Regions from separate parts of the Homo sapiens genome. Here region 2 is linked to region 1. A link is a loop called in an ENCODE intact Hi-C map of the cell type or tissue named here. Cell type or tissue: dorsolateral prefrontal cortex. All regions are shown on one strand. Each heading gives the region's core, and the rest is flanking DNA. Links, peaks and the distances in the headings are about the cores only.

Region 1 (5,378 bases), core at 131-5,130:
TCAAACACTTTTTTTCTCTCAAAAATGTGTGTGGGCAGGGAGGAATAGTGTTTCAGCTGCTGAACTGATGCTTCCGAGACCAGCGAAGTGGTCTGCAGGGTCAGCTGTGGGAAAGAGGAGGTGCCCGGAAGAGCCTCTGTGAATTACCCGCGCCCCCTCCACCAGGGAGCCAGCTGCCAGCCCCGGGGGCCAGTGAGAACCGAGGCCTTGGGAAAGGGCTTCTGGTTCTTCCAGGCTAGAGTTGAGTCCGTGGCTTCCCTGCTTCCTGCAGTCCTTTCCCACACTGGCAGAGGAGAGTTTTTCGAAGTAATCGTGACATTTTTCCATCTCGAAACCTTGTGGCCCATTGTTTTGAGTTACCACTCATATAGTGAACGTTTGCGTTTCTGGAGTATTTCTAGGGAGTGGTCAAACCCCGTAACATCCCAACCAGCAAACCTGTAAAACCCGCCTCATGTTATCAGACTTGTGAGCCCGGGGTACTCCTTGGTGCTTTGTCTTCCCTGTGTCATTGCTGGATTCAGTTGTGAGATCATTTTGTAAGAACTGGAAAGCAGAGAAAGAAGTAGTAGTGAATACTTCTCAGGATAGAGCTGTGGGGCCACCTGCTCCTGGAAGGGGACTGTAAAATTCAGAGATGACCGGGGAACGCTCCCCTCAAAACAGTGTTGTCAAATGAAAATGAATTTCATGTTAAAAACACACACACACACACCTGTTGCATTTATCATATAAAGGAGAAAGAATATTGTAAAGATGGAACCGTTATTCATGGCAAAGGAAGACACCAAACAAAGAAAAATTCTTTTCTTCTCCGTCTTCACAATGCTTACACCCCTCATCCTCGCTGTTGCATCAGCTTGTCCATATAACCCATACCAGGAGATGGATTGTGGCCAAGACAAGCCGTACGATGGCGCTCTCCATAAACACTGTCGGAATCTGGAGCAGCACGTGTTCCTTCAGCAGATAAAAATGGCAAAATGAGAATGGCACACATTGTTTTGCAAAGGTCGGAATAAGACTCCACGTTTTAGGAAGTGACGACGAACCGTCTAATTCTAGGATGTTGAATTCTGCTTGGCCACGTTGATGTATTTAGTAGTCGTTAAATTTGTCATTGCAACTGGGTCTGGATTCTGTATATTCTTTTTTCTGTTATGTAGAACTGTGTGGCTGGAGAAAGCAACTTTGTCTTTAGAATAAATACTTACACTTATTTCTAAATATAATTACTTAAATGAGAACTTAGCGTCTGACATGGTAAATATTTTGTCTTAAATTGTACCAATTGCCACATGATATCCACTCCCAACATGGAGCAGTAACCCAGGGATGGGAGGGAAGGGATGACTCTGGCGCTCCAGCTCACTGTCACCTGCTGTCAGGCCATGTCCTTCATCCGCTGCATGCGCATGGTGCCCCAAGCGCAGGGTTGTTGTTTTTTTTCTCTCCTTCCTTTCTTTTGTAAACTGTACCTCTGACAACATTGGCATCGCTCTGATCATCAGACCTTTGGGATGCTGGAAGATGGGGGGTGCCGTGGAGTTCTCCACAGCACCAAGCACTTCACTAGTTGATGGTGGGTGTTCAGTAAGTACTCACAGAGGGAATGAATGAGCTCAAGCAAAGTGATGCCAACTACAGCACTAAAGCAAACAGGAGGCAGATGGCATGCACAGTTCATACATGAAGAGACACCATTACAAGGGAAACATAAGGAAAATATTCAGACATTTTAGATTTTAAAGACAAACAAGATTAGCAACATCACCATTTTAAGCTTTTGCTAAAAAACTGTAGAGATAGGAAAACCCACTGTTGATGAGATTAATAACTGATATCTGCAGAGGTTTTACAGTTTACAGAGTGCTTTACATAATTTGATCATTATATTAACCACATGGGGCATACTGTTATCATTATCACCATTTCTTCATTATTATTATTATCCACTTAGAAATTATGGACTAAATTGCTTTAAAGATGCCCAGGTTCCATCTTCTTTTAGTTACTGGTCATTAAGAAAATTAATTAGCAACATATATCATGAATCAGAAAGATATATTATGCTGTTTGTTCCAGTAATAACGCTGCTGAGAATTTCTTCTAAGGAAAATTCAAAAGTAGAAGATGTCCTTTGCAGTGTTGTTTATAGCCAGAAATTGGAAACAACCAAAACTATCCAGAAGTAGAAAAATGGTGATATAAATTATCTACATTAAATCAATAATGTTACATATCTAAAATTATGAAGATTACATAACAACATGGGGAAAATGGTTAGGAAATCATATTAAAGAAGTGTATAAAGTTATATCTTTTCTGTGGCCATAACCAAGAACAATGTATGCATATGTTCAATAAAAAATTGATCTGTTAGACGAGATTTTGGTGGATTTAGTTTACATTATTTGTATATCTGTACTTTTGCCAAGTATATTTTAACAGTACAACAAAATAGGCCCCCATTATTTTTTTCCTTGACATCATAATTTAGAACAGGGAGAAAGCAGCATACAATGAGCTGTTTCTACGTTGTAGGAAAGAGCTGTGTAATTCCAGGATGTGGAATCCTAAGCCTGGCCACGTTGCTGTATTTAGTAGTAATTACATCTGTCATTGTGACTAGGTCTGAACTCTGTACTCTGTCTTGATAAACATAACATGGAAAATCTCTTAACTAAACAAAAGGTATCAAGAAACACCAGATTTGTGTCTTCCTAGTAGATATGTTGAATTGTACTCTTTTACAAAACAAGTATCACAGGATGCAGAGTCCCGAATGCCTACATCTTATAAGATACTGAATGTGTCCTTGGAAAAAAAATCCTCTCAGCCTGAAATTCCACTTGCCAAAAGCAAGGCAGATCTCCAATGCAAATACAGGAGCGAATGGGCCCCATTCACAGGCCTTAAATCGTGTGTCTCACTTTTTATGGTAGTGTTGTGAATTCTGTTCTTTTTGGGTTTGTAATTAGAGGACAGAACAGATGGCGAAGGCCTAGTTTGAAGTGATGTGACTGTTAACGTCGCCTCCTTCATCCAGTTGTGATTCCAGGGAACCCGGTTTTCCCACACATGCGCACAACGGGCGTGGTGCAGCTGTAGGGTTTGCAAGGTAGCCGCTCACGCTGAGTTTTTACAGCATTTGAAGCTGCCTGTGAATGAGATTGGACCGAAGAAAGCCGTCCCTGGATGTTTCTAAGGGTGAAGGCTCCATAGGGGAAGGGTGAATTCTTGTCAATCATATTCCTGTAATTAGGATTTGTTAAAATAGAAGGTATACAATTCTGCAGTGGGAATAAACGTCTGTTTTACACTCAAGTGCTCATAGAATCCTTTTTGGCTTTTTCCCCGCCCTCTTTCTATGTACATGAAAGTTCCTATCGCCATCACCAAGAGTTGCTCCTCTTTTCAGGCTTACTTAACCAATAAGTCAAATGCCAGCTATTATTTTCCTAGTTAAATGCTTTGGTGAAGTTAAGTCCTATTTGTAAAGACAGACCAAAATTGGAAGGCGCAGGGAATGAACTTTTGTATTTTGTTATTGTTATTGTAAAGATTTGTTGATGAATCTTTATTTGAATGCTATGAAAAGCCATCATTTCAGAGTATATTTTTAAAAATCAGAACAGGCTATTTTTAATGTAATAAGCTAATAGCTTAAAAGAGGGATTCTGTCTTTGATGTCATTTGGTGGATGAAAACATTCTTGTTCAATAGAAAACCAGCATCTTTTTCATGCTCATTTGAGATCAGTTCAGGCAACATACTGATATTCATTCAGATATAAATGCCATATTCACTTTGAAATGCAAATTGTGTAAAGAAAAATAGCATATGGTGGAGGTAAGTACCTTTTCAAATCAACTCTTCCACTTTAGGGATATAAGTACAGCTAAAATTATTCTTTGGAAAGAATCTGGCGCTTTTGACACATGGAAGCTTGCACTAATCAAGGCAGCTCAGTAAGCACACACACATATCCATATCAAGGAAGTGGCGCAGCGAGGACATGGATTAGCATGGTAATGCAGTCACCCCCTGCTAATCGGGGCGAGTACCAGCTGATCCGTAGATGGGGTATTTGAGGAAACACTCTTTCTGAGTTCAGAATGGGCCATGTCGTCAGTCATGTATTTCATGGTAACGCAAATAATATTTGGGGGACGATGCCGAAAAGGTCCTTTTATGACTGCCTTCCTGTGGAAGCCAGCATCCTATACTGTTTGGGGCTGGGCCACTTTTTAAGGACTTATTGCTGGTACAGCTGTTTCCTTGTACAACCCTGTTCTGTCTCTTACACTTCCTGACCTGACCTCTGCATTCACAAGCCATTCCAATGACATTTTCTAGGTTTTTGGATAAGTGTTACTGGTACAACATACACATAAGACGCACAGAATCATAAGTCATAGCCACGTTTACAGGGGCCGCCACTCACATCCAGAAGCAGCAGGTAGCCAGCCCTCATGGACCCCTTCCTGTCCCGTGCACCCCCACCCCACCCCACCCCACTCACAAGGGTGACCACCATCTGATTTCTCACTCCGTAGATGGGTTTCGCCTGTCCTTGGACGGGATCCTAACAGTTGGCACTCTCGTGCTTGTCTCCGGCTCTGTGTTCTGTGTGTGATGTCACCGCAGTTGTGGCCCGTGTCAGTAGTTCCTTGTTGTCATTGGGTAATGTTCCGTTGTGCCGTGATGTACCTACAGTGATGGACAGTGCCGTCATTCCCAGCGTGGGGCTGTTATGAGCAGTGCTGCTCTGAACATTCTAGCACCTACTTTTTGGTGGCCATGTTTATGTGCATCTGTATGATTTAAATCTGAAAGATGTGAAAGGAGAAGAGAAATCTTAAAGGAGGAAAAAAAAAGAAGTGGACTTGAAATGTTTTATGAAAGCTTTGCATCCAGTAAGTCAATTAGAAGAGTGGTGTAGGTTGTCCTGGGACAGCCCCGAGCTTAGGAAACCCCCGTGTTTAATAAGAGCACGTAAGCAAGCCTGTCCAAAGTTTGCCGTGGAGAGTGACATTTACTGTCCCAGACAGCAAACAGATGTGCCCCCCTCGCTGGGAGTAGACACTACCCCTGTCTCACCAGTCTGTTCATTCTGTCAACATCCCTTGCAAGATACTACCTTAAGTCTAAGGTAGTATCTTAAGGTAGTATCTTAGGTAGACTTAAGGCAGTATCTCCCCTTTCCATCTATTCTTTATCTAGATGGGCCTAATTCCAAAGTCTAAAAGCTGCAGTGTCCCCTGGAGCCTCTCCTGTACCTTCCAGCAGCGGTGGGCTCCCTGACCCTCATACTTTCTGGCTGCTCTTGTGTTACTCTGCCTTGCGTTTGGGCCACATGTGGATCTGCTGTATAC
Region 2 (5,378 bases), core at 278-5,277, 150 kb before region 1:
TACACACATTTAAACATGTTTTTGTGATTAAAATAACTTGTTTGTAAAAATACAGGAAACTGTAAGACAGCAAGTAAAAATCACCTATAATCCCACCTCCTAGTAATAACACATATATATACACACACATTTTTTTCTTTCTTTGTTTCTTTTTTTTTTTTGAGACGGAGTCTCACTGTATCGCCCAGGCTGGAATGCAGTGGTGGGATCTCCGCCCACTGTAAGCTCCGCTCCCCGGGTTCATGCCATGCCATTCTCCTGCCTCAGCCTCCCCAGTAGCTGGGACTACAGACGCACGCCACCCCACGCCTGGCTAATTTTTTTTGTATTTTTAGTAGAGACGGGTTTCACAGTGTTTGCCAGGATGGTCTCGATCTCCTGACCTCATGATCTGCCCACCTCGGCCTCCCAAAGTGCTGGGATTACAGGCGTGAGCCACCACGCCTGGCCTCTTTCTTTTTGAGACAGAGTCTCACTCTGTCACCCAGGCCGGAGTGCAGTGGTGCCATCTCGGCTCACTGCAACTGCCGCCTCCTAGGTTCAAGTGATTCTCAAGTGGGGGCTCCGGAGGGTTCCTGCATTGCCCATGATGGATATTCACGCAATCATAAAATCTCCTAAAGTAGAAGATTTAAATAGAAGCTTAAACTGAAGGACAAGGCTTAGAACACTCAGAATCATTTCAGACTTTTATTTAAACTGCTTAGAAAAGCTGGTGGATTTTGAGAAAAAAATTGCCTTTCATGGATTATCACAGTCAGTGCTAGGATAATTAAGCTCAAAGTGGCAGATTCCAATGCTTCAGGAATGTCTGACCCCTGTACCGAGATGGTGTGGTGAGCAGGAAGATGGGGTCCCAAAAGATACTCAAGTTCTAATCCCTGGAATTGACGAATATTATATTTTGTGTCCAAAATATAAAGGGTCTTTGCAGATGTGGTTAAGAATCTTGAATACCTTCTGATTGGGCCCTGAAAGCAATTGCATGTATCCTTATAATAGGGAGGGAGAAGGGTCCACGTGGAGCAGAGGAGTTTGAAGATGCTGCCTGGATGTTGGGACTAACATGGCCCAGGAGTGCGGCCGCCGCAGGTGCTGGGAGGCCCACAGATAACTGCTCACCTGTAGTCTCTGGGTCCGGCATGGCCCCCAGCACCTTGTCAGCCAAGTGATGGCGATTTTGGACTTTGGCGTCCAGAACTTTGAGAAAATTAAGTTTCTGTTGGGCCACTGGGTTCATGGGAACTTGTTAGAGCAGCTGCAGGAAGCTAAGGCAGATGGTCAGAGGCAGGCCGCCTCCAGAGGGCTTCTGCTGGGGAGCACGGTCTCCAGGCTGCGCCATAGGTGCAGAAGGTTCAGGTGCACCTGAGGAGCCTTGGGGCCACTCTGGGGCTCCCACCACACGTGGGCACAGCTGGGAGCAGGGCACCCCCAGGAACCCACGGACCTGCCACAGGATGCAGCCAGGGTGACCTAAGGCATGTGGGCGTGCAAAGATGACGGGCGTGGCTTTTCAACTGGAGACATGCCGGTCTCTGCCCTGTGGAACTGGTGGCCGTGTGTTCACGTGACTTGAGAGCTCCATCTGCCCTGTCTGGTCTTCCCCGAAGAGTGATCCCCACCTGGAGAGGCTTAGAGCCCAGGAAGCTGAAGCGAGGAGAGGCTGTGTGACTCCGGCCGTTGTGGTGGGTGCTCATCTGCGTCAGTTACATCTTGTGCAGTCAGGGGCTCCCTCCTTCCTTCTTCCAACTCACTCCTTACCTCCCCCTCTTCCCAGCACTCCTGTCTCTCCCCAGTGTTAGAAATGAGTTCTGAATTTCTCTTCAAAGAATCAGTATGTCGTTTTAACCTTACAATATTTCATATTTTAATCATTCATCCTTTTTACTTGTTTCGAGGCCTGTGACAAAAAATTCAGATGGAATTACATAACTGTTCTGTTTAGAAAATAGAAGTAAATGCAATGTTCCGGAGCTGACATGTTTCTTGTTTCTTTTTTTTTTTCTTTTCTTATCTTTTTTTTTTTTTTGAGTTGGAGTCTCACTCTGTTGCCCAGGCTGGAACGCAGTGGTGCGATCTTGGCTTACTGCAACCTCCGCCTCCGAGTTCAAGTGATTCTCTTGCCTCAGCCTCCCAAGTAGCTGAGATTACATTAATTAACCAGCCACCATGCCTGGCTAATTTTTTGTATTTTTAGTAGAGACAGGGATGTCGGCCAGGCTGGTCTCGAATCCTGACCTCAGGTGATCCGCCTGCGTCAGCCTCCCAAAGTGCTGGGATTACGTGTGTGAGCCACCACACCCAACCCCAGATATTTCTTATAATCCCGCTAATGACAAGACAAGCAGAGCTGATGCTTTATGACAGACCACACTGAGAAACTCTGATTTCTCTTGACGAACTTCCCTAAAGACAGCTGTTGACAAATAGCTCCTCACCAGCAGGCGCATGTATTCCAGCCCCATCAGATCTCCATCTTAGCTGTTCCTCAGTCAGCTACCAAGAAGCCAGCACTTGTAGGTTATGGCTTGTGGATGGATAAACTCTGGGCTGGACCACAGAGTCCTCCCATTCATGGTGCTTCAGCATCTCACTTAGTCAGTTGACCCAGCTGTGAAATGGATCTGCCTTTTCTTGATTATCTTCTTCTGGGAATGCCTCTCATAGCTGAAATGTGTCTGTAGCTTGGGCCTAAGAAGGTGGGTGACACTGAACACAAGGCAGAGAGTTCATTGTCACAGGACTGAGCACAGCTGAGCGGCTGTGACCAGCCTTCACATGGAACCAGCCGCGAGTAGACAGGCAGAGGCCGCCCTCGGAGCCTGGGATGCAAGCGGGTCTCTCTCTGACCTTCAGGAGGTCACTGAGTCCTTGTGGGCCCTGCATTCTTTATGTGCCCAGTAAAGCTGTCGGGATGGCTCTGTTTGATTTTGTTGGGATATGGAGTGAAAAGCACCAAGCTGTCTGTAGCCACTTTTTCTCCCCTCTGTGTTTTGGAAGCAGATCAACTTACTATTGTTCCTGGTGGAGGGGGTCCAGGTTTTTGGCCTTTTGAGCAAAGAATTGAACAAAATGCACAAACAAAGCAAGGAAAGAATGAAGCAACAAAAGCAGAGATTTATTGAAAACAAAAGTACACTCCACAGGGTGGGAGCAGCCGGAGCATAGGGGCTCAAGAACCCAGTAACAGAATTTTCTGGGGTTTAAATATCCTCTAGAGGTTTCCCATTGGCCATTTGGTGTACACCCCATGCAAATGAAGTCATGGCCCCCAGTCAGTCTGATTTGTTGCAGAAAGCAACCAATCCAAGGTGGAAGTGAGGTTACAAAGGTTACACTTCTATGCAAATGAAGATTTGGCCTACGGTCAGTCTGATTGGTTGTGGAAAGCAACCAATCAAAGGCTGAAGCAAAGTTACAAAGTTACACTCCTATGCAAATGTCTGATTGATTGGTTGCAGAAAGCAACCAGGTGGAGGCACTTTCAGTTTTCCATCTGCCTTGCAGAAAAGGCAGGGAGGGGGTTGCAAAGGGAGCAGCCTCAGGTCCTTTTGTTACTTAGGTGTGGAAAGTTGGGGTTTTCGTTCGATTTAGTTCTAGGAAGTCAGCGTGAATCGGCCTTAGGTTCCCTGCCCCCATACTCTGTTCTACTACCTCACTATAGATTCTGATCCTTTTAAATAATAGCGCCAGTTCATTCATTAGAAACAGTGGTTGGACCTGGGAATGGACTGGTGAGTCATGTCCTCTCCTATGGAAGTTTCCTGAGATGGGGGCTGGTTTTCTTCGGAGAATCACAGTTTATCTTCTAATTAGTTGAGTGCCCTTTGTTTTCCTTTACTGTCCTTGCACCAAAAAAAGAAAAAAATCTCGAAAATATTGCCAACATTTATTGAAGAGACTTTTTTCTTCTTTTCTTGCTTGAGATATTTTACGTTTGAAGACAATCAACTCTTCATCTCACCTGCTGGTCCATTCAGCCAACTTTTTTTCCCCCTCTAAGATTTTTAACAAAAATAAAACAGGACCAAGAGATAGCAATTACTACTACTATTATGACTACGATGAACAAAAGTTAAATTTCTTAATCTCAGATTGTTTTACTGCCTTGCAATTAAATATCCAGATCTAGGAGAAAACTATTTGTAGAAGTCTTGAAAATTCAACTCATAAATAAATGCCCTTATTCTTGATATTATAGACATTTCTTCTGTAAAGTATGGCACATCTATAAACTAAAAATGCACATCTGGAAAATCCGTAAGGCAGAAATTCCAGCCTCCCCTATCCACAGCCATCAGAGGAGTCCCTCACACACCTGTCGCCAGCCCAGGGCTGGGAAGATAGAGGTGCTGCTGCAGAGGGAGTTCCATGACTCACCCCTGCTTCCAGTTTTTAAAAAGGGCTGAGTCTGTCGGGTTGAGTACTTCCCTTCCATCACGGCAGGCAGTCACTTTTCCCAAGTCAGCGTGGACTTGGGCAAGACCAGTAGGCTAATGGGAAAATAAGATTCCAAACCTTTAAGTGTAGTAGCCTAAAAATTGCTGATAGGAAAGCGATCAAGGACTGAAAACTGTCGCATTTAAAATGGAAATGAAGCCAGGGCTCTGAAGTAGAGCTGGGCCTAAATGCAGTGATTAAAATAGTCGTTAGGCTGCTCGCAATTACCCTAGATGCAGCAGGCTGCCTGCATCTTTATGGCGGTACTTTGATTCCAATCAGAGATTTCACATGAACTTATTTTGGTCTTTTCAATGACGTCTCAGAGTAGAAAACAGATGCAGTCCTAAAGTAATTACTAACCTTTTTATCTTGTGAAAGAGAATTCAGATGAGCGAGATCTCTGCGGTGGGTTGATCTGAGTGATTGGCGCCTGCATTCACTCGCCCATTCATTCACCTCCTGTGCTTGTCACCAGGCTACAAAAACGAAGCCACCACCCCTCTCTGGTGCCAAAATGTCAGTTTGGGGAAAGCTGGAGCTCCCTTCTGAGAGCCAAATTTATTTTTTTTTATGGAAGAGATTCCCCTGTAAATTCTGGGAAAGTTTGAGAGAAAGCTCCAGGAGTAGTGACAAAGCAAAAGGACTGGGTGAACAGAAGGGGCATCGGAGATTGTCCTGTCTGCCTGCAGCCAGCTGGGGAACAGAGAAGGTGAGTGGGGACAGAGCCCACAGGTCCTGCAGGTGTCCAGGAACCAACCAGTGATGAGCAGTAACCAATTTGGGATTCCTGTCCCAGACTGTAGCACACTCTTTGGCACAGGATTTTGTCATGGGGTGTGTCACCCTCAACGAAAGGAGGTTTGCATCGGTATAGCCTGTGTTTGGTGCCCTGATGACTGAAAGAATTCCTGTGAGATCATTTTGTGCCAGCCAAA

Evidence for each region. Hi-C counts contacts between places; a loop is a spot of excess contacts. Peaks named below come from ENCODE experiments on the same cell type or tissue, not always from the same donor. Only the 100,000 strongest peaks of a DNase experiment are listed, where the experiment ranks them.
Region 2: a loop joins it to region 1, with 3 times the contacts of the local background. A loop is called at or near these places in 2 of 110 quality-filtered maps.

What each region holds. Positions count from the first base shown.
Region 1 is chr2:235,919,011-235,924,388 of GRCh38, forward strand. All of the region lies in intron 11 of AGAP1 (ArfGAP with GTPase domain, ankyrin repeat and PH domain 1), which reads left to right. Among named protein-coding and RNA genes, the nearest start is that of GBX2-AS1, 250 kb to the right of the region's middle. In dorsolateral prefrontal cortex, for the core only: no CTCF peak of the experiment used is centred there; a DNase peak (open chromatin) is centred at 3,087.
Region 2 is chr2:235,769,985-235,775,362 of GRCh38, forward strand. The region is part of intron 6 of AGAP1 (ArfGAP with GTPase domain, ankyrin repeat and PH domain 1); the gene reads left to right. The region is part of intron 3 of LOC105373942 (a long non-coding RNA gene); the gene reads right to left. Among named protein-coding and RNA genes, the nearest start is that of TNRC17, 250 kb to the left of the region's middle. In dorsolateral prefrontal cortex, for the core only: no CTCF peak of the experiment used is centred there; no DNase peak of the experiment used is centred there; H3K27ac peaks cover 2,130 bases.